Linked DNA regions of Homo sapiens: region 1 is linked to region 2. Evidence: chromatin loops called from intact Hi-C (ENCODE). Cell type or tissue: PC-9. All regions are shown on one strand. Links, peaks and the distances in the headings refer to the core of each region. The heading gives the core; the rest is flanking DNA. Region 1 overlaps BCO2 (beta-carotene oxygenase 2). Region 2 has its middle 28 kb from the start of SDHD.

Region 1 (12,527 bases), core at 1-2,500, 100 kb before region 2:
CTCTGCTCGGCCCAGCTCTTCAAAGTTCTTGGCATCCAAAACTAGGATAAAATTGCTTTCATTCTAGAAAAGAAAAGACAATATTGAAAATTATCTTTTTTTCATCAAAAATTTGCCTGTCTCCTCCACTAAGCTGTAAAATTCCTAATGGAGAGACCATGTTGGTCAGGCACAGTGGCTCACACCTGTAATCCTAGCACTTTGGGAGGCCGAGGTGGGTGGATTGCTTGAGATCATGGTTGAAGACCAGCCTCGGCAACATGGCAAAACCCCATCTCTATAAAAAATACAAAAATTAACCAGGCGTGGTGGTGCACACCTGTAGTACCAGCTACTCAGAGGCTGAGGCAGGAGGATCGCTTGAGCCTGGGAGGCAGAGGTTGCAGTGGGCTGAGACTGTGCCACTGCACTCCAACCTGGGTGACAGAGCGAGACCCTGTCTTTAAAAAGAAAAGAAAAGAGAGAGAGAGAAAGAAAGAGCAAGACCATGTCTTACACATCTTCATACCTCTCCCCAGAACCTAGCACAGTGCCTCACCTATACACTCACAAATTGTTTCCTCAGTTGCTGAACTGGACTGGAAAGGATATCATGGCTAAAGAAGTTCATACCTACAGCAAAGAAATTAAGTTGTTTCTATCAATCACCTTCACAGAATTTCTTTGAGTTTAATATTTTTGCTTGTGCCTTTCCAATCTTCTAAAAGACAGAAACTCTTTCTTCCAAGTTAGAAATGCCTCCATTTTGTGTTACTTTGGAGCTGTTTAAAGGCCAGCATTGCAAGGCAGATTGAGATCTGCCAAATCTAATTCCAGGAATGGCAAGTGCATGGCATGAGGACAAAGTCCTCCTAAAGCCCATGGCAGATATCGCTAATTGATCACAGCCTTTCTTACTGAACCCTTAAAAGGCCTCAGAGCCCTGCACCCCAGGCAGCCACTAATAATTAATCAAAGTTGATACTCAAAGTGAACCTATTTGCCATAAGATTGCCCTAGACAAGAAGTCAGATAGTGCATAGTGTTATTGGGACACTGGACCAGGACTGATGACATTGGACTTGGAGGTCAGTTCATTGAAATTGGCAGCACACATGATGATATAAACATTAGACTGGAAGTCAAAAGACTTGGATTTAAATACTGGCTTTACCACCAGGAGATCTGATGCAAGTCTACTTCAACTTGTTTACTTTACAAATTCCACATGTATAAAATGGTATCCCACAAAGTTGTTTTGATAACTAAATATGTGTAAGTAGTTCGTAAATAACAAATTCCTTTGCAAATACAAATTGTTATTATGGCCTTCCAAACAGAACTTTAAAACAATAAAATATGGATTGAGATAAAAGGGTATGTAAATAGTAAGGAGGGGAAGAGAAGGGAAAAGGAATCAAAGTAAACTATCGACAGATGAGTGTGCATCCTTGATTTATCAGATGACTCAGTGCTACTTTTCTTTCTGACTGGTGATAGGGAAATATATTTACCTGGTTGGGAGTGATCACCACAGAAAGAATAACCCCACCATCTTCTTCATTGGTTCCTGGTGCTGGAACAAAAACAGGTTCTGAGGGATAAAAGCCATCTTCTCTCCAAACCTGCAAGTCCCAAAAAAAGCATTTGATAAAAGGCAAGTAGTAAGTAGGGAGCTTTCTATGGCTTTTGTCACTCCAAGCATGAATTTGGCTGTGATGTAGTTTGGATGTGTGTCCCCTCCAAAGCTCATGCTGGAGTGCTGAGCCCAGTGCTGAAGGTGGGGCCTAGTGGGAAGTGCTGGGTGATGGGGGCCAGTCCCTCATGAATAGCTTAGCACCATCCCCTTGGTGACAAGTGAGCTCTCGCTCTATTAGTTCGTCTGAGAGGTAGTTGTTTTAAAGGAGCATGGCACCTCCTCCTCTCTGTCTTGCTCCTACTCTCTCACCATGTGGCATGAGGCTCCCTCTTTGCCTTCTGCCATGATTCTAAGCTTTCTGAGGCCTCATCAGAAGCTGAGCAGATGCTGGTACCATGCTGGTACATCCCACAGAACTATGAGCCAAATAAGCCTCTTTTCTTTTTCCTTTTTTTTTTGTTTTTTTTTGTTTTTTTGTTTTGTTTTGTTTTGATTTTTGAGACGGAATCTCGCACTGTCGCCAGGCTGGAGTGCAGTGGCGCAATTTCAGCTCACTGCAACCTCTACCTCCTGGGTTCAAGTGATTCTCCTGGCTCAGCCTCCCAATTAGCTGGGATTACAGGCATGTGCCACCACGCCCAGCTAATTTTTGTATTTTTAGTAGAGACAGGGTTTCACCGTGTTGGCCAGGATGGTCTTGATTTCCTGACCTTGTGATCCATCCCCCTCGGCCTCCCAAAGTGCTGAGATGACAGGCGTGAGCCACCACACCCAGCCTAAACCTCTTTTCTTTATAAATTATCCAGCCTCGGGGATTTCTTTATAACAACACAGAACAGACTAACACAGGCTGTCAATAGAATATTCCAAAAGTAAAAGAATCAGGCCTACTGAGTTGAATATGGGAGAAAGAGAGGGAGTCTTTGCAGTCCCAGATTCCATCACCATCAAACACAATTTGTGTAACTATAATTTGCCATCAACTTTAAATATAGGTGTCCTAACAACCCTAACCCCACAATTGCTCCCAAAATAACATCAAAATCAAACATAGAATTATTTTGCTGGGCCTGGGGTCAATTTGGATTCCCTAGAAGGAACATACCCCTAACTTAGATGATTTCATAGTTCTCAAATAAAAGAAAATGGCTCAGCTGCTTAAATACTGAAGAATCTTAAGAGCTACTTTAAATAAAACAAACTAATTCAAAGGGAAGAACAGGTCTCTGAAAAGTTCAAAAAGGAAAGAGTTTTTCATCACCTTCAGTGTCTTATTCACCACATCAACCTTGATCAGAGAATCCCCCACTAAATGCCGAAAGCCACAGCCATAAAAGAAATGATACTTTTTGCCACTGAATCGATCATAGTAGATCTGAGGAAATTCAATGCCTCCTTCCTTTTCTAGGTCCTCCTGATGTAGATTTTCATGAGAGCACCAGATCTAAAAGAGATTTCAAAAGGATTTGTAGTGGTTGCTTAATTCTTATTTTCCTCTTATGTAGGTCAGTGAGGAGCCTCATACCCTATAAAGGTTTGTGACAGGGCTTGGGAACTGAGGTTCTATGTCATGTTTTAATATTGTTCCTCTTTCCATCATATGTGTGGATGCATAATGATTATCAAGTTTTATTAATAAGCTGTCAAATGACATAGGAGGTGGAGATATGCGTTTTATTCTTCTAAAGCTAAGGCATTGACAGCTACACAATGATAGGTCTGTGCTAAGCACATATTATCTAAAAGGTGGGGATTGCAGCTGGACGCGGTGGCTCAAGCCTGTAATCCCAGCACTTTGGGAGGCTGAGGCGGGCGGATTACCTGAGGTCAGGAGTTCGAGACTAGCCTGGCCAACATGGCAAAACCCCATCTCAACTAAAAATACAAATACATTAGCCGGGCGTGGTGACAGGTGCCTGTAGTCCCAGCTACTCGAGAGGCTGAGGCAGGAGAATTGCTTGAACCCAGGAGGCAGAGGCTGCAGTGAGCCGAGATAGCACCACTGCACTCCAGTCTGGGCGCCAGAGCAAGACTCCATCTCAAAAAATAAAAATAAATAAAAAATAAAAGGTGGGGATTGCTAATGCCAAGCTCAAATGGATAGACATTCCACAACCATTAGACAGTTCCATATCTCTGTTTCAAAGCACAGGAAGGATAGATAAACACTGTGTTCATTCCCACTGTTTCTGCAATTCTTGTGCAAGCGATGTTACATAACCTTAACCTGCTCGGATGAATGTTATAAAAGTTATTGGGTACCAGACATTTTGGAAAACAGCTAAAGAATAAAGTAACACCATTAAAGTTCAAAGTCTTAGTCTAATGTCTGTTCATAGCATACCGTTCCATCAGCCTGTTTCACAGCACTGGCTGAAGTATAGGACAATGGACTCAGGTTGTCTCCCTCAGGGGCATTCAAACTGACATTTAAAGGCAAAACAAACCTTCGAGGGAAAGATTTGGCTGCTGAATTATGGACCTGTTTGGGAAGAAGAAAGAGATGAAAATTGTCATTCATATGGTAACAGTATGTCCCAATAATTTAGATCCAGTCAACATCATTGGCATTCCTAAATATTTAAATAAATGATAATTTCCATTCATTCATCTACTTAATATTTGTTGAGTACCTACTATAGCCCAAGCAGTTTTAGACACTGGAGATACAGTCATGAATAAAGCAAAGTCTTTGGCCTCATATAATTTATATTCTAGTGGAGGAATGATAATAAAGAAATTTAAAAATTATAAAATATTTGTGGCCAGGTGCGGTGGCTCATTCCTGTAATCCCAGCACTTTGGGAGGCCAAGGCAGGCGGATCACCTGAGGTCTAGAGTTCAAGACCAGCCTGACCAACATGGAGAAACCCTGTCTTTACTAAAAATACAAAATTAGCCGGGCATGGTGGCTCATGCCTCTAATCCCAGCTACTCGGGAGGCTGGGGCAGGAGAATCACTTGAACCTGGAAGGTGGAAGTTGCGGTGAGCCGAGATCATGCCATTGCACTCCAGCCTGGGCAACAAGAGTGAAACTCCGTCACAAAAAAAAAAAAAAAAAAAAAAAAAAAAAGTTATTTAATTAGCATCAAATAAACAAATGATTATATAACAAAGAGTAAGAAACTAGAGAGTAACAAAGGGTGCTTTCCTTCTTCAGATTTGATCAGGTAGACCTCTGTGTGGAAAAGGATCAACTTAGTAAGCCTGGGTTGCTCAAACCCTGCACTATTTCAAGAAAGACTTGTTTTCATGACTGACCTTGGGCTGGTTGCTGGGAACTGAGCTCTTGGGATGTTCTGTCTGATAAGAGTGTTCTTGCATGTGCCAGTCCTTAAGTGACTCTGCAGTAGTTTGTCCAGATAGTTTATGCTAACAATGTGATTTATAATGAACACCTCCATTCCCTTGAGGATCTGGAACATCAGTAACTGAGGGTCATCATGTAGGGGTTTTATGCTTATATGATTCATCCCCAATAAAAACCCTGGACAAGCAGGCTTGGGTGGGTTTCTTTGGCAGACAACATTTTACACATGTTGTCACTAGTTCCTGGAGGAATTAAGCATGTCCATTGTGACTCTACTGGGAAAGGACTCTTGGAAGCATGTACCTGGTTTCCTCTAGACTTCATCTCATGTGCCTTTTCCTTTTGCTTATTTTGCTTTGTATCCTTTTACTGTAATCATGAGTCATGAGTATGACTATATAGAGTCTTTTTAAAAATTTTTAATAAAGATGGTATCTCACTATGTTGCCCAGGCTTGTCTCGAACTCCTGGGCTCAAGCAGTCCTCCTGCCTTGGGCTCCCAAAGTGCTGGAATTACAGGCGTGAGCTACCTCGCCTGACCTATTTTGAGTCTTATGAATCCTCCTAATGAATTATCAAACCTAGGGGTGATCCTGGGAACTCCCAACACAGCTTCTCCATAGAGATGATGTTTAAGCAGGAGACCCAAATAAAGTAAGTGTGTTTTTCCTGACAGTAAGTGCTTTAAGCCCATTTTCCTCTCTGAAATACTGTAGGATGGAGAACAAACTGCACCATTTCCTCCCATATACCTAGTCTATATGATCTCTGTAGCATGCAGAAATATTTTTAGTGAGTAAAGATTTAGTGCTATTCTTAAGATTCATAAAGTTATTAGCTTTTTTTTTTATAAAAGGTCACCATGGCTTCAGAAGTTACCAACTTTTTAAAAATGACTTTTAATTATATTTACAATTGTTTTCTCTTGCAAAACCATAGCTAACCCAAAAGACGCTTCAAATAATGGTAGATTACATTATATGGATCAACTACCCCATTGAAAACAACTAGAAATTATGGACAAAATGTTTAAAACAGCTGCCTGAAGGCACTGGTGAGCTAAAAAGACAGTGAAGAACAAAGGGGCCAGGTTTGGGATGAAAAGGAAACCCACAGAAACCAACTGGATACTGGGGCAAGTTTTTCCCTAACTACTTAAACATATGCTCAACATCATTAGTCATTAGGAAAATGCAAATCAAAACCACAATGAGATATCACTTCACACCCATTAGGATGGTTATTATTTTTTTAAAACCCAGAAAATAACAAATGTTGGTAAAAACGTGAAGAACTGGAACTCTTGTGCATTGCTGATGGTAGAAAAATGCTGTGGCCACCGTAGAAAAATAGTTTGGTTGTTCCTCAAAAAGTTAAACACAGAATTACATGATCTAGCAATTCCACTTCTAGATATATACCTAAAAGAACTAAAAAAAGGAATTTGGATATTTGTATGCCAATGTTCATAGCAGCATTATTCATAATACTCCAAAGATGGAAACAACCCAAGTATCCATCAACAGATGAATAAACAAATATTGTGTGTGTGTGTGTGTGTGTGTGTGTGTGTGTATACAATCGAATATTATTTAACCTTAAAAGGGAATGCAATTCTGATACATGCTACAACATAGATGAACTTTGAAAACATTATGCTAAGTGAAATAAGCCAGACACAAAAGGACAAGTATTGTATGACCCCACTTACATGAAGTACCTAAAATAGGCAAATTCATAGAAACAGAAAGTAGAATAGAGGTTACCAGGGACTGGAGGTGGGGGGAACAGGGAATTATTGTTTAATGGGTACAGAGTTTCTGTTTGAGATGATGAAAATGTTCTGGAAATGGATAGTGGTGATGTTGCACAACATTGTGAATTTACTTAATGCCACTGAATTGAACACCTAAAATGGTTAAAATGGTAAATTTAATGTTATATATATATACTTTCTACACCATAAAAAAAGAAATAATACAGAGATTTCCCATATATTCGTCATCCTTTTTTGCCAGTAGGAATGTCTTGCATAATTATAATATAATATCACAACTGGGAAATTTACATTGATACAATCCACCAACCTTATTCTAGTTTAACATGCATTCGTGTGTGTGTGTGTGTGTGTGTGTGTGCGTGTATTTAGTTCTATGCTATTTTATCATGTGTAAATTCATGTACCCACCACGCCACTCAAGATACAGAACAGATCCATCACCACAAGGATCCTTCACGCTACTTTTTGATAAGGGTATAGCCATAGCAACTCACTTACCCCTTAACCTTAAAGAGAAGGGCTTTTCAATAGTTTTGAGGGCTAGAGTGACAAAAGTTTGAATTTACGATTTTCCAAGAAGAGGAAGGCCTAGTAAACCTCTAGTCCTTTGGGTTGGGACCTCATAGGTCTGTACCCTATGAATAAGAATAAACAAGAAATAGTCCAGCTCTTGCATGGACTGAATCCTGCTTCAAATTATATAAGCAAGTGAAATTCTTCTCTAGAGGAAAATAACATCATCTTGTGTCTCAAAATATTTCCACAATTTTTAAAACACAATATTCTGCAAATGAAAGGAAATAACCAGCACATGAAAAGACAAGGCAACATGATTAAAAACCAAAATAAACAACAGATAACAGAAACAGAATCACAGAAGATCCAGATACTAGTTATCAGACTTTAACTATTCTAAATATGTTTAAGGAAATTATTTTAAACTGAGAATTGTGGTAGAGAACTATAAATTGGAAAAGAGAACCAAATCAATATTCTAGAACTGTAGATCTGCCTATAAGGAAATTTTCAAGTCTGGAAGGCTTTACTGTTGAATTATTCCAAATATTTAAGAAATAATATCAATCCTATACAATATCATCCAGAAAGAAGGAAAACAGAGAACAATTCCCAACTCATTGTATGAGACTAGAAAAACCACAAAACCAAAACCTAGTAAGAACATTATAGAAAAGAAAAAAATTAAAGGGCAATTTTATTCATGAACATAGATACAAAGAATTCTAAACAAAATAGTAACAAAGCAAATCCTGCAATATATTTAAAAGCAAATAAAATGCGACCAATTGGGATTTACTTCAGGAATGGAAGGGTAGCTTAACATTCAAAAATCAATCAATGGCTGTTATGAACATTTTTTAAAGAATCAGTCAATGTACTTCACCATGTTCACAGAATAAAGGATAAACGTTATATGATTATCTCAATAGTGCAGAAAAAAAACAGTTGATAAAGTCCAACATCCATTCATGACAAAAAATCTCAGTAAACTAGGAGTAAAAGGGAACTCTCCTAATCTAATAAAATGTATCTTTTTAAAAAGTTGTCCACACAAAACGTGCTAACAAATATTTATAACAGCTTTATTCATAATTGCCAAGAATTGGAACCAACCAAGATGTCCTTCAATAAATGAATGAATACACATTTCAGCGATAAAAAGAAATGAGTTCTCAAGCCACAAAAGACACAGAGGAACCTTAAATGCATATTGCTAAGTGAAAAAAGTCAGTCTGAAAAGTCTACATACTGTATGATTCCAACTATGTGACATTCTGGAAAAGTCAAAACTACAGAAATAGTGAAAAGATCAGTGGTTTCCAGGGGCTGAGAGGAGGAAAGGGGAAGGGACGAATGGGGGAGCACAGGGAGATTTTCAGGGCAGTGAACTATTCTGTATGATATTGGTAGATACATGACATTATGCATTTTTCAAAACCGGTAGAACTGTACAACACAGACCTAACCATCATGTAAAGTATGGACTTTAGTTAGTAATAATGTAACACTCCTACATTGATTCATCAGTTGTAACAAATGTACCATTAGCAGGAGAGGGAAATATGGAAACTCTCCATACTTTCTGCTTGATTTTTCTTTAAAAGTAAAATTGCTCTAAAAAACAGTCTATTTTTTTTTGGAAGTCCTTTATTGTAAAGGTAATTCTTTTGTCTGATGACAAACAGCAGCCACAGTGATTATTCTGGATCTCCACAATGGACAAATTCAATTTCTTCTTGAGACACAAGTTTACTTCTATATTTCTGAGGTAATGTTTTCATTACTTCTGCAGTGTCTGGTACATCCACAAATCCAGTAATTTACTTCCCTTAGAATGCTGGGAAATTGCAGAATCGTGAGATGGTTGCCCTGCTGATCTCAGAGCTTCTGGTACATTGGGTTTAGGATTGTCTCTTCCAGCAGGGAAGCTTATTAATGGAGCATGTGGCTTGACTACCTGAACGACACTGCTAGCAGATGCATCTTGCTGCCCATCATGACCCCCGAGAAGGGACAGTTTCTATTATATTTTTTTAATCTACAGCCACAGCATGCTTCATGGTAAAATGCTGCAAGCTTTGCCTCTCAGATTGGGAACAAGTTAAGGATGCCATTATCATCACTTATATTCAACACTGTACTGAAGATCCAGTGAAATAAGACAAAAAAAAAAAAGCCAATATACAGCTTACATGTAGAGTTAGAAAAGGAACTATCATTACTTGCATATGATATTATAGATGTAAAAATCTAAAAGAATCTATAATTATTAGAATTTGTAAGTGTAATTACTATATTAGTGAATATAAAATCAACAAACAAAAATCAATTGCCGGCCAGGTGCGGTGACTCATTCCTGTAATCCCAGCACTTTGGGAGGCCAAGGTGGGTGGATCACTTGAGGTCAGGAGTTCAAGACCAGCCTGGCCAACATGGTGAAACCCCATCTCTACCAAAAAAATATGAAAATTAGCCAGGAATGGTGGCACATGCCTGTAGTCCCAGCTACTCAGGAAGCTGAGGTGGGAGTATTGCTCGAACTCAGGAGGCAGAGGTTGCAGTGAGCTGAGATCACACCACTGCACTCCAGCCTTGGTGACAGAGTGAGACCGTCACACTGTCTCAAAAAAAAAAAATTGCTATATAGCAACACTAACATAAAATGAAAGCAAAAAATAAACAACATTTAAAATAATGTAAAAAAAAAACCTAGGAATAAATCTAACAAAAGATGCAGAAAATATGTAACCAGAAAACTATAAACATTGAAAGAAATTAAAGAAGTCTCAAATAAATGGAAAGATATATTGTGTTCACGTACTGGAAGACTCAACATTGTGTAAAGAGGTTAGTCCTCTCTCAAATTGATACATTGGTTCAGTGCAAATAGAATTAAAATGTGACCATATTTTTGTGTGGGGAACTGACAGCTGATTCTAAAATTTCTACAAAAACGTGAAGGGCCAGGGATGGCCATGACACTCTTTTCAAAAGAAAAATATTAGGATAACTTGACACTAAACCTTAAGACTTTTTTAATGCAGTGCACAAGTAACCATAAGTAGAAACAATGGAACAGAATATACAGTCCAGAAACAGAATAATGCATATACAGATACTTGACTTCTCTAGAAGATAACATAGGATAATATTTTCATTACCTTGCCATGAGAAGATGTCTAAAACAAGATGTACAACGTATAAGTCATAAAGGAAGAGACTGTATACTGGGCCATATTAAGTTAAGAATGTTTATTCATTAAAAGGCACTATTAGGATAATCTGATAAAGATAGCTAGAAAAATACCTATAGCAATTTTATATTTAATAATGAATTATTAAACATTTTTCAACACTACCTATTCAACTTCTATTCACTATCTTGCACTTCTATTCAACTCGAAGTCCTAGCTGGTACAGTAAGGCGAGAAAAAGAAATAAAGCCCTAAGTATTAGAAAGAAAGCTGTCATTATTTTCAGGTAACATGACTGTGCACATAGAAAATCCAAAATAATCTGTGGATCAACTATTTGAACTAATAAGTGAATTTAGCAAGATCTCTGGATATGAAGATAATATACAAAATCAATTGCATTTCTATAAAGAGCAACAAACAGAAAATGAAAGCTTAAAAGATACCATTTACAATAATTTCAAAACACACAAAAAGAAATGTAGTATCTTTATACTGAAAACTATAACTTTACTGAGAGAAATTTTAAAAGACCCAAATAAATGGAGGGATATTCCATGTTCATGGATTGGAAGACTCAATATTGTAAAGATGTCAATTGTCTCCAAATTGATCTACAGTTGCAATATTGTATCAGGTTTTTTCCTTGCAAAAACTGACAAGTTGACATCAAATTTAAAAGTTTCTGCACAGCAAAGGAAACAATCAACAAAACGAAAAGGCGACCTATGGGCTGGGGAAAAAAATTGCAACCACATATCCAATAAGGAATTATACTCAAAATTTGTATATTTTTAAATTTTTTTGTAGAGATGAGGTCTTGCCATCTTGCCCAGGCTGATCTTGAACTGCTGGGCTCAAGCAATCCTCCCACCTTGGCCTCCCAAAGTGCTGGGATTACAGGCGTGAGCCACCACACCTGGCCTCAAAATTTATAAAGAACTCTTACAACTCAATACCAGAAAAACAAATAACCCAATTAAAAAATGGGAAAAGCCGGCCGCCGCCCCGTCTGGGAAGTGAGGAGCGCCTCTGCCCGGCCGCCCACCGTCTGGGAACTGAGGAACACCTCTGCCCAGCTGCCGCCCCTGCCGCCCCAGGAGTGCCTCTGCCCAGCCGCCCACCCTCTGGCAAGTGAGGAGCGCCTCTGCCCGGCCGCTGCCCTGTCTGGGAAGTGAGGAGCGCCTCTGCCTGGCCCCCACATTGTCTGGGATGTGAGGAGCGCCTCTGCCCGGCCCCCGCCCTGTCTGGGAAGTGAGGAGGACCTCTGCCCAGCTGCCGCCCGTCTAGGATGTGAGGAGCGCCTCTGCCTGGCCGCTGCGCAACCTTCCAAGTGTGAAGTGACAGCCTTGTGTGTGATCTTTTCTGTCTTCCCCAAGTTTGCATTTTCAATATTAAAGTTTACTTTTTAATTAAAAGTTAAAAATAAATTAATTAATTAATTAATTAAAAATAAATAAAAAATGGGCAATGGACCTGAACAGTCATTTCTCCAAAAATAGAGGCCAGGTGTGGTAGCTCACACTTGTAATCCCAGCACTTTGGGAGGCTGAGGCAGGAGGATCACTTGAGCCCAGAAGTTTGAGAAAAGCCTTGGCAACATAACAAGGCCCCTGTCTCTACAAAAAAGTTTTAAAAATATTAGCTGAGTGTGGTGCCATGCACCTGTAATCCCAGCTACTTGTGAGGCTGAGGCAGGAGGATCATGCATGCCCAGGAGTTTGACAGCAGCCTTGGCAACATAATAAGACCCTGTCTCTACAAAAAAGTTTTTAAAATATTAGCTGAGTGTGGTGCCACGCACCTGTAGACCCAGCTACTTGGGAGGCTGAGGCAGGAGGATCACGTGTTCCCAGGAGTTTGAGGCTTCAGTGAGCTATGATCATGCCACTGCACCCAGCCTGGGCAACAGAGTGAGATCCTGTCCCTAAAAGAATAAAATAAAAAATAAAATAAAATTTGAAAGTCCAATAGGCATATAAAAAGGTGCTCAACATCACTAACCATAAGGGAAATACAAATTAAAACCACTATATAAAACCTCACACTCATAAGGATGGCTATTATCAAAAAGACAAGAGATAACAAATGTTGGCAAGGGTGTA
Region 2 (10,303 bases), core at 5,538-8,037:
TCCAGTTACCCGTATTAAAGATTAAGTGCTAGCCATGCTCTTAAGACATAGGACATAAGCCAAAATATAAATGTATTCATTTTTTATGCACACACACACACACACACACACACACAATAAAACTGTCAAATGAACAAAATTCCAGTGTCCATTAGTCAATATCCTGACTTCCCAGTTTTTTAAAAAAAGTCTCTTTAGAAACCAAGCCATTATCAGAAGTTTGCTTTGAACACATTTTATTGGCTTATGTGCCTGTCCATCAAGTCTGTGAGCTTCTGGTGTCTTTTTTTTTTTTTTTTTTTTTGAGACAGAGTCTTGCTCTGTCGCCCAAGCACGATCTTGGCTCACTGCAACCTCCACTCCCCCAGGTTCAAGCGATTCTCCTGCCTCAGCCTCCCAAGTAGCTGGGACTACAGGCATGCACCACTACGCCCGGCTAGTTTTTGTATTTTTAGTAGAGATGGAGTTTCACCATCAGCCTGTTGGCCAGGCTGGTCGCGAACTCCTGACCTCAAGTGATCCACTCACCTTGGCCTCCCAAAGTACTGGGATTACAGGCGTGAGCCACCACGCCCAGCCTCCTGGTATCTTTTTCATCTCTGTATCCCCAGGACCCAGCACAGTGCCTGGTACATAGTAGATACTTAAATATTTTTTAATATATGAGTGAGTGAATAATAAGATGTATATGAACCCATCTGCAAATTTTAAGGTGGTGTCATTAAGCTATGACAGATGAATGTACCCATCTTCACAGCAGGAGCAGTGGACTTATGAAAGCAAACACAGGAAACAGGGGAAGATGCACATGTATTAAGTCACGATTAACAGCTGGGCGCGGTGGCTCAGGCTTGTAATCCCAGCACTTTGGGAGGCTGAGGCAGGTGGATCACTTAAGCCCAGGAGTTGGGTAATGGCCGACACAGCATGGTGAAAGCCCATCTCTACAAAAAAAAAAAAAAAAAAAATTAGACGGGCATGGTGGTGTACACCTGTAGTCTCGTTACTTGGGAAGCTGAGGTGGGAGGATGGCTTGAGCCCCGGAGGTCGAGGCTGCAGTGAGCTGTGATTGTGCCACTGCATTCCAGCCTGGGCAACAGAGCAAGACCCTGTCTCAAAAGAAAAAAAAATAATTAATTTTTTTAAAATTATGTAAAAGCAAGATTAATGTTGTAATGCCAATTAATGTTTTTAGATGACATTGTGAGAGACATAAAGTACAGAAAATAAGGCTTTCAACGCATTTTAGACAACCAAAGTACATTGACGTGAAGAGGGAGAAGAAAGGAACCCTCAAAACTAAAACTTCCTACTTGTGCCACTGTGTCCACCAACTCAGAAACGTGGGCTTCTGTACCTCATGGAAAATGGCAATGTCTCCTCTCCATGGGAGGTTCTTTTAAATTTTATTTGCATTCATATTACCTTTGAGGGTGGGAATGAGGAAAAACAAAAATATGGGTTAGTCTATGAGTGAAATTTTTCCAGAGAATATTGTCAGGATCATATTACCTTGGAAAAAGATACAATAGAGGCCCATATTGATCGTGTTTAGGTGAGATGCTGAGTGTGTTTCGGTTAAAATGTACATTGAGTTGAAGATACCCTATAGTGGTTAGACCCTGACCTGGCCAGAAGAATATTTTAATCTACTAAACTTATTAGATAAAACAAAGAAGCTAAATTAAAAAGTATTGAATTCTCCAAGATTCTAAGTCACAGGAAGTAATAAACCCATACCAAATAAGCCCCTAATTCTGCAGTAGTAGCTTTGAGGGAGAGAAACCAGCTTCGAGGGAGATGAAACCAGTTTGGGGGAAAGGGAGGAGGTGCCCTGGCCACAAATTTAGCAGGGCCACCAACATAGCTGAGTCATGGCTCAGGAGGCACCTTTAATACTATGTCAACCATCTGTCACATCCATCTTTCTTTTTTTTTTTTTTTTTGAGATGGAGTCTCTCTCTGTTGCCCAGGCTGGAGTGCACTGGTGTGATCTCAGCTCACTGCAACCTCCGCCTCCCAGGTTCAAGCAGTTCTCCTACTTCAGCTTCCCAAGTAACTGGGATTACAGGTGCCCACCACCACACCTGGCTAATTTTTTTTGTACTTTTAGTAGAAATAAGGTTTCACCATGGTGGCCAGGCTGGCTTCAAACTCCTGACCTCAAGTGATCTGCCCATCTTGGCATCCCAAAGTGCTAGGATTACAGGCATGAGCCACCACACCTGGCCCACATCCATCTTTTTAGGAAAGAATATTCAGATTAGAAACAGGAAAACTGGTGGACAACAGAAAGTGCCACTCCTTTATTCCTGACGTCTAAGATATGAATTGAACTTCCTTTTAAGTGTATGGTATTTTAAAATATTTGTGTTGATTAAAAAAAAAATGTATATATATATAAAGGTCGGGTGTGGTGGCTCACGCCTGTAATCCCAGCACTTTGGGAGGCCGAGGTGGGTGGATCACCTGAGGTCAACAGATTGAGACCATCCTGGCCAACATGGTGAAACCCCGTCTCTACTAAAAATACAAAAATTAGCTGGGTGTGGTGGCTTGTGCCTGTAATCCCAGCTACTCAGGAGGCTGAGGCAGGAGAATCACTTGAACCCAGGAGGCAGAGGTTGCAGTGAACCAAGATTGCGCCACTGCACTCCAGCCTGGCAACAGAAAGACTCCGTCTCAAAAAAACAAAAACAAAAACAAAAAAAACAGATAGTGAGATGGTTTGGCTCTGTGTCCCCACCCAAATCTCATCTTGTAGCTCCCACAATTCCTGTGCGTTGTGGGAAGGGCCCAGCGGCAGACGATTGAATTATGGGGGCAGGTCTTTCCCCTGCTGTTCTCATGATAGTGAATGGGTCTCATGAGATCTGACGCTTTAAAAAATGAGAGTTGCCCTGCACAAGCTCTTTTTGCCTGCTGCCATCCATGTGAGATGTGACTTGCCCCTCCTTGCCTTCCACTGTGATTATGAGGCCTCCCCAGCTATGTGGAGCTATAAGTCCAATAAGCCTCTTTCTTTTGTAAATTGTCCAGTCTCGGGTATGTCTTTATCAGCAGTGTGAAAATGGACTAATACAGATGGCAGTTCTGACATACACTACAATGTGATGAACCTTGGGATATTATGCTAAGTGAAAGAAGCCAGTCTAAAAAAGACAAATACTGTATGATCCCACTTATATAAGGCTTGGAATAGTCAAATGGATAAAAACATAAAGTAGAATGGTGGTTGCCAGAGACCAGAAGGAGGAGGAAATGGGGAGTTTAATGGGTACAGCATTTCAGTTTTGCAAGGTGAAAAGAGTCCTGGAGCTGGATGGTGGTAATGGTCATATGGCATTATGAATGTATTTAATACCATTGCATTGTACACTTGAAAATGGCTAAGATGGTAAATTTTATGTTATTTATATTTTAACACAATAAGATTGGAAAAACAACTTTTATTATAAAAAGTTTAAAACTTGCACAAATACTCATCATCCAGCTTCAACAATTATCGACATTTTGCTTATCTCATTTCTTCTATTTCTCCACTCCCCCCTTATTTCCCTTATAGATTTTTAGGTGTTTTTTTTTTACTTGCATGGTCTAATTATGATCATGTCATCCAAAAATCCTGCTGTATTGTTATTTTTTCCCTATATTTGTTCCTCATTTTTTTAAGAATCCAATGATTCTATGGTTAGTATCTCTGTTAAACAGAAATGAGGGAGGACAGGAAACATTCTTGCTTTATCTTAGGCTTTTTTTCCTTTTTTTGTTTTGAGACAGAGTCTCACTCTATTGGTTAGGCTGGATTGCAGTGGCACAAATCTCGGCTCACTGCAACCTCCACCTCCTGGGTTCAAGTGTTTCTCCTGCCTCAGCCTTATGAGTAGCTAGGACTGCAGATGTGCACCATCACGCCTTGATAGTTTTTGTATTTTTAGTAGAGACAGGGTTTCACCGTGTTGGCCAGGCTGGTCTCGAACTCCTGGCCTCAAGTGATCCACCCACCTCGGCCTCCCAAAGTGCTGGGATTACAGGTGTGAGCCACCGTGCCTGGCCTATTTTATCTTAGTTTCGATGAGCTTATCTTTGCTATTTAACAAATGCTGGCTCTTTGTTCTATGCATGTGCTCCTTTTAAGTTCAGACAAACAGGAACATTCAGCAAAGTTTTTCACTCAGTACTGGTGCGGGCATCAGGAGATATACATGTTGACACATATCTATTTCTGTTGGCTTTCTGGAAATCAACTGCATGACATAACCAGGACTTTTTAAAGGCTCATGATGATTTACCTAGAAATTCCTATTCAAGACTCTATCTTAAGGAAATAATCAGAGATGCAGTCAAAGATTGATGTATATCATTTTGAATAGCAATGGAGTACTCATGTTATATTTTTGACCACCCAGAGGCCATCCCCAGCCCCTTTCTCCCTTGTTAATGCAGAGACTGAGAACAGCAGACACTCGTTTCCCTAAGCCTTTACAGCAAGAGGTGGCCAAATGTGCCAGCTCTGATCAATGAACTCTAAAAAGAAGTCTGCAGGGAATGATGAAAAAGATGTTCTGACGACCAAGGCTTTTACTGCCCTACCTGCAACCCTGCTTCCTGCCTTTGAATCAATCAAAGGAGAATGTGGTACTTGAAGCCATTCCAGCTGTACTGTGACCACAAATTGACGAGCCTAAAAGTGACAGGCCAACATGCTGAGGATGAGAACAGAGAGGCAGAAAGAACTTTAGTCTGAGATGACATCCTTAACCGCTGCATCAAAACTGGACCTGCCTACCCAGACATCTTTTTCTATGAGCGATTCTGTGGTAGTACTCTTTTAATGGGAGATAGTGGGTGTGTATTCTTCTGCTTGCAGCCAAAAGGAAACCTACCTTATATGTATGAATATCCTACAATTTATTTAATTGGTCCTCTAGTTACACATTTAGCTTGATTCGATTTTCTTTTCTATCAGAAGTAACAATGTTGATGAATGTTTTTGAATATGCATCTTTGTCTTTTCGTGAGCATTTTTTTTGGTCTTTGTCTTTATCCTCTGCATCTGAGAAATTTATTTATTTATTATTTTTATTTATTTATTTATTTTGAGACGGAGTTTCACTCTGTTGCCCAGGGTGGAGTGCAATGGTGCGATCTCCACTCACTGCAAACTCCACCTCCTGGATTCAAGCGATTCTCCTGACCCAGCCTCCCAAGTAGCTGGGATTACATGTGCCCACTACCACACCCAGCTAATTTTTTGTATTTTTATTAGAGACGGGGGTTTCACCATGTTGGCCAGGCTGGTCTTGAACTCCTGACCTCGGGTGATCCGCCTGCCTCGGCCTTCCAAAATGCGGGAATTACAGGCATGAGCCACCGTGCCTGGCCTGAGAAATTTATTTACATTTGTCTTCCTTTGCTAATTTTAATTTGACAGAATTAATTTTGCTTTTTTACTCCTTATCCTGTGTTTTTCATTTCCTTTCAACCCTTCCTTTTCTTTTTCCTCTTTCATCACACCTAGTTTATCTTCCATCTTAGCCTACCTTCATCTTCTTCTGTTACAGAGCTCATGACTCACTCACTTCCACTTAAGATACCCAACAATTTCCTAGAACTTTTTCCTGGCTTCCGCAAAAAATCATTTGGACCTATGCAAAACTTCTGAACCTCTATTATACTTTTTTCTTTCACTTGTTTTATAGTTTTGTTTTGTTTTTTTAATAGGTCCCATGCTGATTTTTTTTTCTCCGTGCTCAATTTTGAACAGGGTGATAGCTATTCAGATTCAGTGTTTGTTACCAAGCAGAGTGAGTGAGGATTTCCTTTGGTTCTGCTTTCTGTCTGATAGCTGGATGGTTGAATCCTCCTTTAAAATCTGTACCTGCAGCCTTGGCAACATAGCAAGATCTACCTCTACAAAAAATACAGAAATTAGCCCAGCGTGGTGGTGTGCACCTGTAGCCCTAGCTACTTGGGAGGCTGAGCCAAGAGGATCACGGGCGCCCAGGAGTTCAAGGTTACAGTGAGCCATGATTGTGCCACTGCACTCCAGCCCAGGTGACAGAGCAAGAACCTGTGTCAATCAATCAGTCAAAACAAATAAAGTCTCTATCTGGAGGGCAGGTCATGTGCATGTGTCCCAGCCTCATTCCCAGTTTCTAGCCATTTTTCACTTGGTGTACTTCGGCTCTGCTGAAGCTGCATCTCCCTTTTGCTTCTATTTCCTGGTTTTCTGTTAGTCTCAGCTAATCTACTACATGAGGAATTGTGATTTTTTAAAAATGGAGCCCTAGTAAGATTTTCCTTGTTCTCTCCCCTAACTCTAAATCACACCAGGGTTACACTTGAATTCTGGTTAGTTTCCCCAAACTTTCTGCCCAACAGTTTTTTGATTTGTAAAATTTTTTTTTCCTTTTTCTTTTTTTTTTTTTACACACAAGTGAGAATTAGACAGTTCTTCCAATAGTTTTTTGAAATTCATGTGATTGAAAGAAAGAAAAAAGGAAAAGAAAAAAATCTCAGCTATAGAAGCGTGATTTTTCTTTTTTTGGAGTTGGGGGAAAAGGGTGCAACCTCCGGTGAAGGAGAGACTGGATGAGAAGCAGGAAATCTGCTCCCCCTAGTGGAAAGAAAGAGATACTTCAGGACTAGTTTATCAAAATCTGCTCTTGTGGTCTAGGTCTCTCTCTCTCTCTCTCTCTCTCTCTCTCTCTCTCTCTCTATATATATATATATATATATATATATATATTTTAAAACTAAAGATTTATCAGCAAATAAGTAAATTCTGCAAAATTGCAAAATATTACATATATACATATATATATATAGAGAGAGAGAGAGTATGGAGTTTGAGGTTATAGCGAGCTATGATCACACCACTAATATATAATTTACATTATATATGCAAACATATATATCATATATTTAATTATTTATTTTAAATATTTATTTATTTATTTATTTATTTATTTATTTATTTATTTATATTTTTTTAGACAGAGTCTTGCCCAGGCTGGAGTGCAATGGCGCGATCTCGGCTTACTGCAACCTCCGCCTTCCAGGTTCAAGCGATTCTCCTGCCTCAGATTCCCAAGCAGCTGGTTTACAGGCACCTGCCACCATGCCCAGCTAATTTTTGTATTTTTAGTAGAGACGGGGTTTCGCCATGTTGGCCAGGATGGCCTTGATCTCTTGACCTCGTGATCCGCCTGCCTCGGCCTCCCAAAGTGCTGGGATTACAACCATCCTTTTTAAGGCAGAATAATATCCCATTGTACGTATAGACCACATTTTGCTTATCCGTTTATCTATCAATGGATGCTTGGGTAGCTTCTATGTTTTAGCTATTGTAAATAATGCTGCTATGAACATGGGTGTACAAATATCTCTTTGAGATTCTGTTATCTGTTATTTGGGGCATATACCCATAAGTTAAATTACTGCATCATATGGTGATTTTATTGTTAACTTTTTGAGGAATCATCATACTGTTTTCCACAGAGCTCACAGTATTTCACATTCCCACCAACATTGCACAAGGGTTCCAGTTGCTTCACATCCTTACCAACACGTTATTTTCTGTTTTTTAATTTTTTAAATATATCCATCCTAATGGGTGTGAAGTGCTATCTTGTTTGTAGTCTTGATTTGTATTTACCTAATGATTAGTGATTTTGAATATCGTTTCATGTGCTTATTGGCCATTTGTATATAACAAAAGTTTTGTTTTGTTTGACAAGTTCTTACTCTGTTGCCCAGGCTGAAGTGCAGTGGTGTGATTATAGCTCACTATAACCTCAAACTCCAGCCTCAAGTAATCCTCCTGCCTTAGCCTATTGAGTAGCTAGGACCACATGCCCAGCTAATTTAAAAAAAAAAAAATTTGTAGAGATGGTGTCTCACTATCTTGTCCAGGCTGGTCTCAAACTCCTAGGCTCAAGTAATCCTTGTGTTTCAGCCTCTTAAAGTGCTAGGATTACAAGCATGAGCTACCATACCTGGCTTGTATATAATAAAAATTTTTGAAACTAAAGATTTATCAGCAAATAAGTAAATTCTGCAAAATTGCAAAACATTACATACATCCATAAAAAATAATTTTACTTCAATATATAAGTGATATAAGTTAGAAAGCATAATCTTTTAAATCCCATTTCTAATAGAAAGGTCATATTGGGAATAACCTAATTTAGTAATAAAAGAGTCACTCAGAAAAATGATAAAACTATTTAGAAAAAAAAAAGAACCCTAAAACAGATGGAGAAATACTCTTGATCAAGAAGACTAAAGGTAGGTCGGGCACGGTGGCTCACGCCTGTAATCCCAGCACTTTGGGAGGCTGAGGCGGGTGGATCACCTGAGGTCAGGAGTTCGAGACCAGCCTGGTCAACGTGGTGAAACCCCGTCTCTACTAAAGATACAAAAATTAGCCAGGCATGATGGCACGCGCCTGTAATCCCAGCTACTTGGGAGGCTGAGGCAGGAAAATTGCTTGAAACTGGGAGGCGGAGGTTGCAGTGAGCCGAGATCATGCCACTGCGCTCCAGCCTGGGCGACAGAGCAAAACTCCGTCTGAAAAAAAAAAAAACAAAACTAAATGTAGTAAAGATGGCAATACTTTCCAAAATTATATACAGATTTAGCCAGAGCAATTAGGCAAGAGAAAGTAATAAAAGAAGTTCAAATTGGAAAGGAGGAAGCCAAATTGTCTGTTTGCAGATGACATGATCTTATATATAGAAAAACCTAAAGACTCCACCAAAAAACTCATAGAACTGATAAATTCAGTTAATTTGTAGGATATATAATCAACCCACAAAAATCAGTAGCATTTCTGTACATAAGCAATGAACTAGCTGAAAAAGAAATCAAGAAGGCAATCCCATCTACAATAGCTACCAAAAAAAAAATAAAATAAAATACCTAGGAATAAATTTAACCAAAGAGGTGAAAAACTTCTACAAGGAAAACTACAAAACATTGATGAATAAAAAGGATACAAACAAATGGAAAGACCTCCCATGTTCATGGATCAGAAGAATTAATATTTTTAAGATGACCATACATCCCAAAGTAGTCTACAGATTCAATGAAATCCCCATCAAAATACCAATGCTATTCTTCACAGCAATAAAAAAAAAATCTTAAAATTTGTATGGAACCACAAAAGAGCACAAATAGCTAAAGCAATTCTAAGCAAAAGGAACAAAGCTAAAGGCATCACACTACCAGACTTCAAAATACAGTACAAAGCTGTAGTAACCAAAACAGTATGGTAGCAGTATAAAAACTGACACATAGACCAATAGAACAGAATAGAAAATCCAGAAATTAATCCACATCTCTACAACCAACTGATTTTTTACAAAGTCACCAAGAATACTCATTGGGGAAAGCACAGTCACTTCAATAAATGGTGCTGGGAAAACTGGACATCCATATGCAGAAAAATGAGACTAGACACTCCCCCCGCCTCTCACCCTATACAAAAGTCAACTCAAAATTGATCAAAGACCTAAATGTTGGACGCAAAACAACAAAACTACTAGAAGAAAACATAGGGGAAATACTTTAGAACATTGGTCTTGGAAAAGATATTAAGAATAAGACCTCAAAAGCGTAGGCAACAAAAGCAAAAATAAACAAATGGGATTATTACAAACTAAAAAGCTTCTGCATAGCAAAAGAAACAATCAACAAAGTGAAAAGACAACCTATAGAATGAAAGAAAATATTTGCAAGCTACCCGTATGACAAGAAGTTTATAACCAGAATATATAAAGGAGTTCAAACAACTCTAAAGGAAAAAAATCTAATAATCGATTTTAAAACGGGCAAAAAATTTGAATACACATTTCTCAAAAGAAGACATATAAATAGAAAACAGGCATAAGAAAAGGTGCTCAACAATACTGAGCATCAGAAAAAATGCAAATCAAGGCCGGGCGCGGTAGCTCACACCTGTAATTCCAGCACTTTGGGAGGCCAAGGTTGGTGGATCACTTGAGGTCAAGAGTTCAAGACCAGGCCAACATGGTGAAACCCTGTCTCTACTCAAAATACAAAAATTAGCCAGGTGTGGTGACAAGTGCCTGTAATCCCAGCTACTTGGGAGGCTGAGGGAGGAGCACTGCGCAACTTGTATCAGTCACAGTTTTGGTAAACCCACAGGCTAGCTCTAGCTAAAATGAGTGAAAACCAAATGTCAATGGAGAGCTTCTTTGAAAAGGGGAAAGACCCAATGAGGAGACAGCAGAAGACTCTAACACTAACAAAAAAAGAAAAATGCATTTAAAAGAAA

What was found. Peaks named below come from ENCODE experiments on the same cell type or tissue, not always from the same donor. Only the 100,000 strongest peaks of a DNase experiment are listed, where the experiment ranks them.
Region 1: a loop joins it to region 2, with 18 times the contacts of the local background. A loop is called at or near these places in 12 of 110 quality-filtered maps.

Annotation. Positions count from the first base shown.
Region 1 is chr11:112,205,297-112,217,823 of GRCh38, reverse strand. BCO2 (beta-carotene oxygenase 2) reads right to left here. Exons shown (of 12, transcript NM_031938.7): 9 at 3,963-4,100; 10 at 2,880-3,062; 11 at 1,494-1,604; 12 at 1-63. It also overlaps the pseudogene MRPS36P4. Among named protein-coding and RNA genes, the nearest start is that of PTS, 15 kb to the left of the region's middle. In PC-9, for the core only: no CTCF peak of the experiment used is centred there; a DNase peak (open chromatin) is centred at 1,183; H3K27ac peaks cover 502 bases.
Region 2 is chr11:112,109,933-112,120,235 of GRCh38, reverse strand. No RefSeq gene overlaps it. Among named protein-coding and RNA genes, the nearest start is that of SDHD, 28 kb to the right of the region's middle. In PC-9, for the core only: CTCF peaks have their summits at 6,364 and 6,564; a DNase peak (open chromatin) is centred at 6,625.